2 separate regions of the Homo sapiens genome follow, and region 1 is linked to region 2. A link is a contact called in ENCODE Hi-C or POLR2A ChIA-PET data. All regions are on one chromosome and are shown on one strand. The core of a region is the stretch at or near the end of the contact, and the rest is flanking DNA. Distances in the headings are between cores, read along the strand shown. Region 1 has its middle 150 kb from the start of LINC02742. Region 2 has its middle 270 kb from the start of LINC02755.

Region 1 (4,413 bases), core at 784-3,283, 570 kb after region 2:
TGAAAAATATAAAAGATTCTCCTGTGCCGAAATCATCAATGTTTGACATCAGAAAGTAGTAGGCTGAAGGGTATAAAATGATAAATACCAGTCATCATTTTGTCATTTGATAAAAACATCTACAGTCATGTTATTTCAGACAGTAGACCAGCACAATTATACCATGATATTGGGCCTCTTTTTTTTTTTTTTTTTTTTTTTTTGAGATGTAGTTTCGCTCATGTTGCCCAGGCTGGAGTGCAATGGTGCGATCTTGGCTCACTGCAACCTTGGCTCACCACAATCTCTGCCTCCTGGGTTCAAGTGATTCTCCTGCCTTAGCCTCCCGAGTAGCTGGGATTACAGGCATATGCCATCACGCCTGGCTAATTTTGTATTTTTAGTAGAGACAGGGTTTCTCCATGTTGGTCAGGCTGGTCTTGAACTCCCAAGCTCAGGTGATCTGCCCACTTCGGCCTCCCAAAGTGCTGGGATTACAGGCGTGAGCCACCGTGCCCAGCTGATATTGGTCCTCTTAACATATTTCAAATGTCATCAACATTATCTTATTCTTTCAATGGCAATCATGAAAAAGCAAAAATTAAATAGCTGAAATTACACAAAGACTTGGCTTTATGGATTAAATAAGAACTGACTGGGGAAAATTCCCTCACTTTCTCTGCTCTGTGTTCAGAATATATAATATCTGCTGACGCTAGGTAGTAAAAATATATATATATTTCTAAGATTAAAGTCTGGTTTACAGACATTTTGTTCACATAAGCTGTAACAAACTAGTAAAAAGTCTTACTACAAAAGTCTCCAGTAAAATACATTGGCAAATCTACTCCTAAGCCGTGGTTTACTTATCTGCTGTCAAGAAGAAAAGGTAAGTAGATATGCTGTATGAGAACCTTATAATGTATTTCCATCATACTGATATCACTTTGAGGCTATTCCATAGGGTATATATCACTCTTCTTGACTATTTACATTAAGACTCCATTTAACATTTTTTTCTTTTAGCCTTTCTGTCTTCATTAATGAAAAACGCTACATTAAGAAATTTCTGCTTGCTTTTCCTTCTTGTTTCATATAGAGACCCATGTGTAATCTGCAAAGTAGTCTGAAAAGAATGGCACAAGCAGTCAAAATATTTACATATTTCTCTGTAAAATATTTCATATAAAGATTTAACAGGCGTAAGTAAGCTATGACAAGCATGCTCACTTATCTGAAGAAAAATACTTTGAGCTGATTTTCTGGCACTGAAAGGAAAGCTGGCTAAGTGACATCTTCCTTTATGGAATGCAATGATTAAACCAATGAGTTGTGCTTTACCTTCTCCAGGAAGGTCAGTATGATATGGAGCTGCTTTCAGTGATGCCCAACATATTGCACTTGAACTTACAGAACCTGTCACTAATATCGGTAAGTAAAAGCAAGGCTTAATGTTGAGGTTAAAACAAAAATGAAAGGAATAGAGACCAAAAACAAAATAAAACTGTATGAGAATGTAAATATTATATGAATAATTTCATACAAAAACTGGGAAAACAGTGAGTGCTCCAATATTAAGAACTATCTCAGGTTTAAAGATGAGAAATGGAGTATCTCAAAACCAGGTTTTATCTATAGACTAAATACATTTTTCTCTCCTCCTAAATTGTAAGAAGAAAATAACTGGAGAATATTGCTGTGATCTCTTACAAGTTCTTTCTTCCAGCTTTGGAAGAAAGAGAAAAATAAACAGAAAATTCATTTATCTCGAAAGATAAGTATCCAAGTTCAGAAATCCCTGTTTGCTTCACAGAGGAACAAGCTCTAATCTCACAAGCTATGGAGAAGTCCCATAGATTCTCCTATATTGAAGTCATCAACATCTCACATCAGAGAGTAGTAGGTTGAAGAGTGTAAAATTATGAACACTGGCACATCGGGAAGACCACATTCCAGCCCAAATTTCTCACCCATCACAATGACCTGAACTTAACCTCTACTACTTGCCACTTTTCCTTACTTGGCAATTGAAGAAAATTCCTTTCCCTTGACATAATTACAGAAATGGAATGAGTAAGAAGTTTATAGCCTATGAATAGTATTGGTCCTACTTTGGACAAGAGGGATAACTTGGAATAAGGTTGGATCCTTACTGTGTAGCAAAAAGGCTGGCTACCACAAACTCCCCAAAAAGATTACCATAATATTGTACAGTGCCTATTGGTGAGAGGCCTCCTTGTTAGCAGCTCTGAGCATAACATTCACTCTAACCTATCTTAAATTGCACAGTTTGTAAATGCATAGGCAATAAGTCTTGTCTAACAGGATTTCAATAGCCTTGCAAATTCTACCTTTGGAAAATATTCAAACCAATAATTGTCATTCATATTCTTTACCACCTTCTACTCATCTGCACAGAACAAGAAGCCAAGCTGGGCCTCTTAGAAGACTCGGTTCTGGTTGTTCAGCTTCTGTGATTTGATTCCCTACCAGTGACAGACAGGATGGGCAAGTGAGGCAGGGCTTCCATCCTAACTTAAAGGCTCAGCATTTAAAGGGTGACAATCTGCTCATTCCAATATGTCTCTCAAAGGAGTTAGTAGTAGTTGTCAATGTTTGTTTTCAGTATGATGTTTTTCAAGGCACTTTTAAAACCAGATGGAATTGGCACCAACTTTAAAAAATTCAAATGGGGTTTTCCCTGAATTTAGAAATATCTGGTAATTTTTTTATTTTTATTTATTTATTTATTTATTTTTTGAGACAGAGTCTCTCTCTGTCATCCAGGCTGGAGTGCAATGGTGCGATCTCAGCTCACTGCAACCTCCGCCTCTTGGGTTCAAGTGATTCTCCTGCCTCAGCCTCCTGAGTAGCTGGGACTACAGGCACGTGCCACCACACCCCGGCTAATTTGTTTGTGTGTTTTCAGTAGAGATGGGGTTTCACCATGTTAGCCTGACGGTCTCAATCTCCTGACCTCATGATCCACCCGGCTCGGCCTCCCAAAGTGCTGGGATTACAGGCGTGAGCCACGGCGCTCAGCCTAAAATGTTATTTTTTAAAATAAAATAGGAAGTTAAAAAGCACTGTGTACTCTTACATTCTGCCCCAGAAATAATGGGATGGATGAATAATGGGTTGGATGAAGATTGGGCTGAAAAGAGATTTCACCTTTGGGAGGCATCTCAATACTTCATTTGAACAAGGTAAAATATTTTTCATGAAAATAACCTATGTATCAACCTGAAAGCCGGTATGTATATGGAATCAATTTAAAAGATGGAGTATAGAGTTTGAAGTCAGGATGGTCAGGGGGCTAATCGCAACTTAAACAAGTGACAGCTGTATTAATTATCTGAGCCTCTTTCTTATCAATCAGCGGGACTAGTAATAGTATATGCTGCATGAGTTGTTTGTAGATATTAAATGTGATGTCAAATATAAAGTGCCTACTTGATATTTTTGATAAGGCACTTAAAAATACATGTTTTATTTTATAGCTTAATGACAGCTAAAGAGGCAAATAAATATTGTATATGAGTCTTTGCCACAGCTGCATACCTACCTTTCAATTCCCTGAATCCTTAGGCTTCATTCACTTTATCTCACCTGGATTACTGTCCTCCTGGTGGTAGGATCATTTATTCTTTTGTCATTTACTGACAGTCCTCTGTGTACCAGGCACTGTGCTATGGTCTCAGAGGGCAAAAAGTGCCATACATTCTGTACTCTCTGTCTTCAAGGAGCTACGCTTCAGGTGGTGGTGAGGTAAGCAGTGGCTTCTGATAGCTTTTACAATACATACAATGATGTGTCATGATAGAGGTGTGTAGAAGCTGCTAAACTGCCTTCTTTGGGGCTGGGGGAGATAGTCAACTTCATGATGAAAACTTCTGCTGAGCTGAATGTGATTTCAGAATTAATAGCACAAAGGACAGCAATATTCAAAGACAGAGACTCCTGCAAGAACAAGGTGTTCAGTTTGGTTGGAATGCAAGAAAGGTTTCATAAAGTAGTAGTAAGTGAATGGGGAGGGGTGTCATCTTCTGAAATTACTAACTTACAAAGATAGAATAAACTTGACTGACTGAAATAAAAGCAATCATATCAGCAGTCATTGCATATTATTTGTTATGTGTCAGGACACTTTTCCATATTAACTCATTCAATGCTTAGAAACACCCTATGATGTAAATATCATGACTGTATTATCATCATTTCACACATTAAAAAAAAAAAAAACCTGAGGTACATAAAGGTTTAGCTGTTTGCCCAAGGATATCCCACTAGTAAGTAGCAGAGCTGAGATTCAAACTGAGTCAGTCTAGGTCCTGAGCTGGAGTCTCATCACAACCATATTCTGCCTCTTTTGTTTTTGCATTATTAGTTACAGAAGCTTGTATCCCAAAAGATAAATGATGAGAGCCCATGGCA
Region 2 (3,981 bases), core at 410-2,909:
AATTCTGAATTAAAGGATATAGTTCAAAAGTGTTACTCAATAAATATTTGTAATTGTTTGTGATAAGTGATACATTAGTTATCAATGCCATTATCTGTTTTGTAATTGTGGAAGGGGTTGGTGGGAAGCATGACGGTGGTCCTGGGAACAGTGACAACAGCCAGGGCAATGGGGACGTGAATGTCATGCTGCTAGAAGTGCTGAAAAATGTAGCTGTGCACAGACGCTCCTCATGGAGTATGGGTGTTTTACACCATTCCCAATATCTCATGGACTGGTATTACAAAACAAATTCTGTAATCAAGAGTTATCTGGAAAAGAACAATGCACACTCTTTTATTCATATTATAACTACACTGCACCGAACCCAGTGGAATATATCAGTGAGGGGCAAACCAATAATTTTGTAGAAAATAGTAATTTGAGGCTGGAATGGAACAATCTGGATGATGAACAGAAACTTCTGAGCATCTGGTGACCATGTAAGAGGGAGCTAAAGAGTCAGCAATGATAGTAATACCCGCTTTGGTTTTCAACATGCTCTATGCTGGCTCCCAGTTTCTGCTGAGGTGGTGCCGGTATCTGCTATGGAAATTTATGAGGAAAGACAGAAGAGGTGCTGTTCTCTCACCTTCACATTAATCAAAGGAGCTCTATTTTTACCTGTCTTATACATTGAGTTTCTATGAAGGATCTCATTTGAAGAACCAGATCTATTCTAAAAAATAAAAGATTACCTGCCATAAAACCCTATTGCTCATTGAGAAGGCCAGAAAGAGTGTTTCGGCTTTGTCTTTGAGTCAGTAAAACAATAAAAGGTGAACATCCATGCCTTAATTTTCCACAGCAATAGCTTACAAAGTGCAGTCCCTCAGCCAACAACAGTATCAGTATCTCCTTGGAAGTTTTTATAAATGCAAATTCTTGAACATTACTCCAGACCTATCTAAAGCAGAAACTCCAATAAAGCCCAGCAATCTGCATTTTAACAGGTTTTTAGTTGATTCTGATGCATGTTCAAGTTTGAGAACAAGTGTCCTAGAGCTTAATTTAGTTTACCAAGTAAAAGAAATGAGGTGGTATGAATAGAAAGTCACTGTCAGTGCAGTAGTGCACTTTCTAAGGAAAACCTCTTCCAAGTATTATATCTTAGCTCCAGTCTAAATCATCATAGAGAGAATTGGTTTTCAGTTTTAGAGAAAGGAAAAAATGCCTCCAGTTCTTCTATTCCTCCAGCCCCATAAATATCAGTCAAAATAAAGCACTAGCTTAACAACTTAAAACCATTGAATAACGCTTTGAAACTCTATCTCGGCCCCAAGCTGCTTATTTGAAAATAGGTGGAGCTAATTAAGAGACAATGGTAAAGTCACTGACATGTTACAATTTGCAGTGGTTAAACGCAGTCTTGTATTTTGTTTCTAACAGATTCATTAAAATAACTGTTGCTCATAAATTCCACTCCAACTAGGTCACCAGGTGATGCACATGTAGGAACAGTGCTAGAAGAAACTGCAGTCACAGGGAATGAGGCAGGATCATAGGTTGTCAGTTTCCTTCCCAGAACCAGGGCATTTGCCATATCAGTTACCTTCCTGAAATCATGACCCATGTGGGTGAGACTATGCTAGATTACACTGGAGTTACATTTGGACTTTTCGTCAATTCTCAACCCTGGCTCTTCTCATTTCAATGATGTTATGCCACTAGATGGCTCCAGAGTGTCTACCTGCACATGAAAGTCCAGAGATTTGAAAATTTGAGTGCACTTTGTAAGCTTTCCGCAGCCATGGTCCTCTGCAATTGAATTCCACTCAACCAGAGGTGATGTCTCATTTTCTCTCCTCCGTCTTTCAAGAGTGATGGTGTCAACAGAAAACATGAATGCCGCAGACCAATAAAGCACGTGTCTTCTCCACATTCCAAACTTTAAAGTCTAGCTTTGAGCAGATGATATATGAATGCTGAAAGTGGGAATAAACATTCTGTTTTATAGCATTTCATAACTTAGGTGGTTGTGGGTTATTAGAAAATGTAACAGAACAAAATGGACCAAAGATTTCCCATGCTCAAGCCTTGCTTAATCAGAGAAGCTAAGAGGTAAGTTATTAAGCCTGACCTGCCTTTTTTATATTCTGTTCTGGTGGTGTTGGTTAGTGTGGAAACTCAATTTTTGTTTGTTTTAGTTTTTCTAAGTGTAAAAGTTGGTTTTTTTTTTTTTTTAAGTTTGTGATATGAACTCAGTTTCTTCTAGGCTTAGCTTTCATTTCTAAATTAATCCAATTTGACGACAGCTTCTAAAATGAGCAATCACGCTTACCAAACTCTCCCATTGTGATAATGAATTGTTTCTGGGATGGATACTTGAAGTAAGTGGAAAGCAACCATAGACTGAAATTACCCATCCAGAGGCCTGAGAGAACATGGATCAGGAGACAAAAAGCCTGAATCCAGAAGGAAGAAGGCTCTAGGGTTGAAAAGGCACCCCGTGTCAAAGTAGGAGCTTCACTTTGGCAAACCAAAGCCATAAAGAATTTGAAGTTTGGGGATACTAATTTTATGAATAAGCAGAGGAATTCAGTCTGCAGAAAGAAGAATGGGATGTGTACAAAGAAAATATCATATGCGAGAAAAAAATTTAGACTCAGAAAGATACACAGTATAGGTATCTGAAAAGCTTCCAGTTCCTACGTGCACTGCTTATACTTCCTTCAACCAAATGCCACATGTGGTTTTCTGAGACTTTACAGCCACTCTTTCCCCAACTTTTTACATTTTCCTTGAGCTGACTGTCAAAGATTCCCGAACAGTCCTTTGTTCTCAATGAACTAAAATTTAGAAAGCATATTTTATTGTGAGTCAACTCAAAATACTAAATTCCTTATAGTTGAGTTTATGAAATAGGGGAAACTGTCTCTGTATCTTTGGTCCCGATAGTTTTTTGGTTCTTTGTCACCACTATCTCCTGACAGAATGATGGTATTGGCCTCTGACCTGGTTCTTTGCTACTCTCCACCCTCCCATAAGAGTAACATTTTTTTTTTTTTTGAGACAAGAGTCTTACTCTGTTGCCCAGGCTGGAGTGCAGTGCCGCGATCTCGGCTCACTGCAAGCTCCGCTTCCCCGGTTCACGCCATTCTCCTGCCTCAGCCTCCCGAGTAGCTGGGACTACAGGCGCCCGCCAACACACCCGGCTAATTTTTTGTATTTTTAGTAGAGACGGGGTTTCGCCATGTTAGCCAGGATGGTCTCGATCTCCTGACCTTGTGATCCACCCACCTCGGCCTCCCAAAGTGCTGGGATTACAGGCGTGAGCCACCGTGCCTGGCCGAAGAGTACAATTTTTAAAACAGAAATCTATTTTTTCCACTCCTTGATTTAAACCATCTTTCCTATAAGAAAAAGTAAAGTAAAAGCCTTACAACGGCTTTCGGGTTTTTGGCCTGGGTCCTGTCCATCTCTCCAATCTCATCTTAGAGTCCTATTTCTTCTCTTCATTCTCTGTGCTCTAGCCACCCTGGCCTTTCAAGTTCTAGGACAGACCATTTTCTTTCCAACTTCAGAATCTTTGAACACACTCTCCCTTTTCTGTTAACTCCTTCGCCCTTCATCTTTTACTTCAAATGCTACTTCCTTAGGAAGAAATTCATAAACCCCTACAATAAAAAGACTTCATTTTAGCACCCTGTTTCCTGCATAACACTTATCTCATTTTGAAGCATTTATTCACATTCACTTGTGTCTTGTCACCTATTCTCCCACCAGACTGCAAAATCTATAAAAACCGCTACTTTTTAGTGTTTTTGCTCACAGTTGCGTGCCCAGTTTCAGGAAGCTCACTATATCTTAGTTGAATGAATGAATGAATGAATGAATGAATGATTCTATGAGTACTTGAAGAGAAGTTCTGAGCCTTGTAGCATATTCTGTGGGAATTTTTTGTGGTTGTTCTGCTTGATATTTTAATTTCCTTTCATTATG

What was found. A loop is a pair of places that touch in the nucleus more often than their neighbours do. ChIA-PET counts read pairs that join two places held with the same protein, here RNA polymerase II (POLR2A). Pooled maps may share reads with other maps.
Region 1: a loop to region 2 is called in a map of IMR-90, with 6 times the contacts of the local background. The contact joins two enhancer-like sites. A Hi-C loop is called at or near these places in 2 of 168 maps with a recorded cell type or tissue (IMR-90 and PC-9) and 3 of 50 pooled maps. POLR2A ChIA-PET finds 5 or more read pairs at or near these places in 2 of 52 experiments (AG04450 and IMR-90).

The regions. Positions count from the first base shown.
Region 1 is chr11:28,754,736-28,759,148 of GRCh38, reverse strand. No RefSeq gene overlaps it. Among named protein-coding and RNA genes, the nearest start is that of LINC02742, 150 kb to the left of the region's middle. Within about 2 kb of position 2,033, at least 4 of the 41 ENCODE cell types and tissues checked have a DNase peak (open chromatin) inside an H3K27ac peak, as active enhancers do; they include IMR-90, where a contact is called at or near this core.
Region 2 is chr11:29,326,874-29,330,854 of GRCh38, reverse strand. No RefSeq gene overlaps it. Among named protein-coding and RNA genes, the nearest start is that of LINC02755, 270 kb to the left of the region's middle. Within about 2 kb of position 1,659, at least 2 of the 41 ENCODE cell types and tissues checked have a DNase peak (open chromatin) inside an H3K27ac peak, as active enhancers do; they include IMR-90, where a contact is called at or near this core.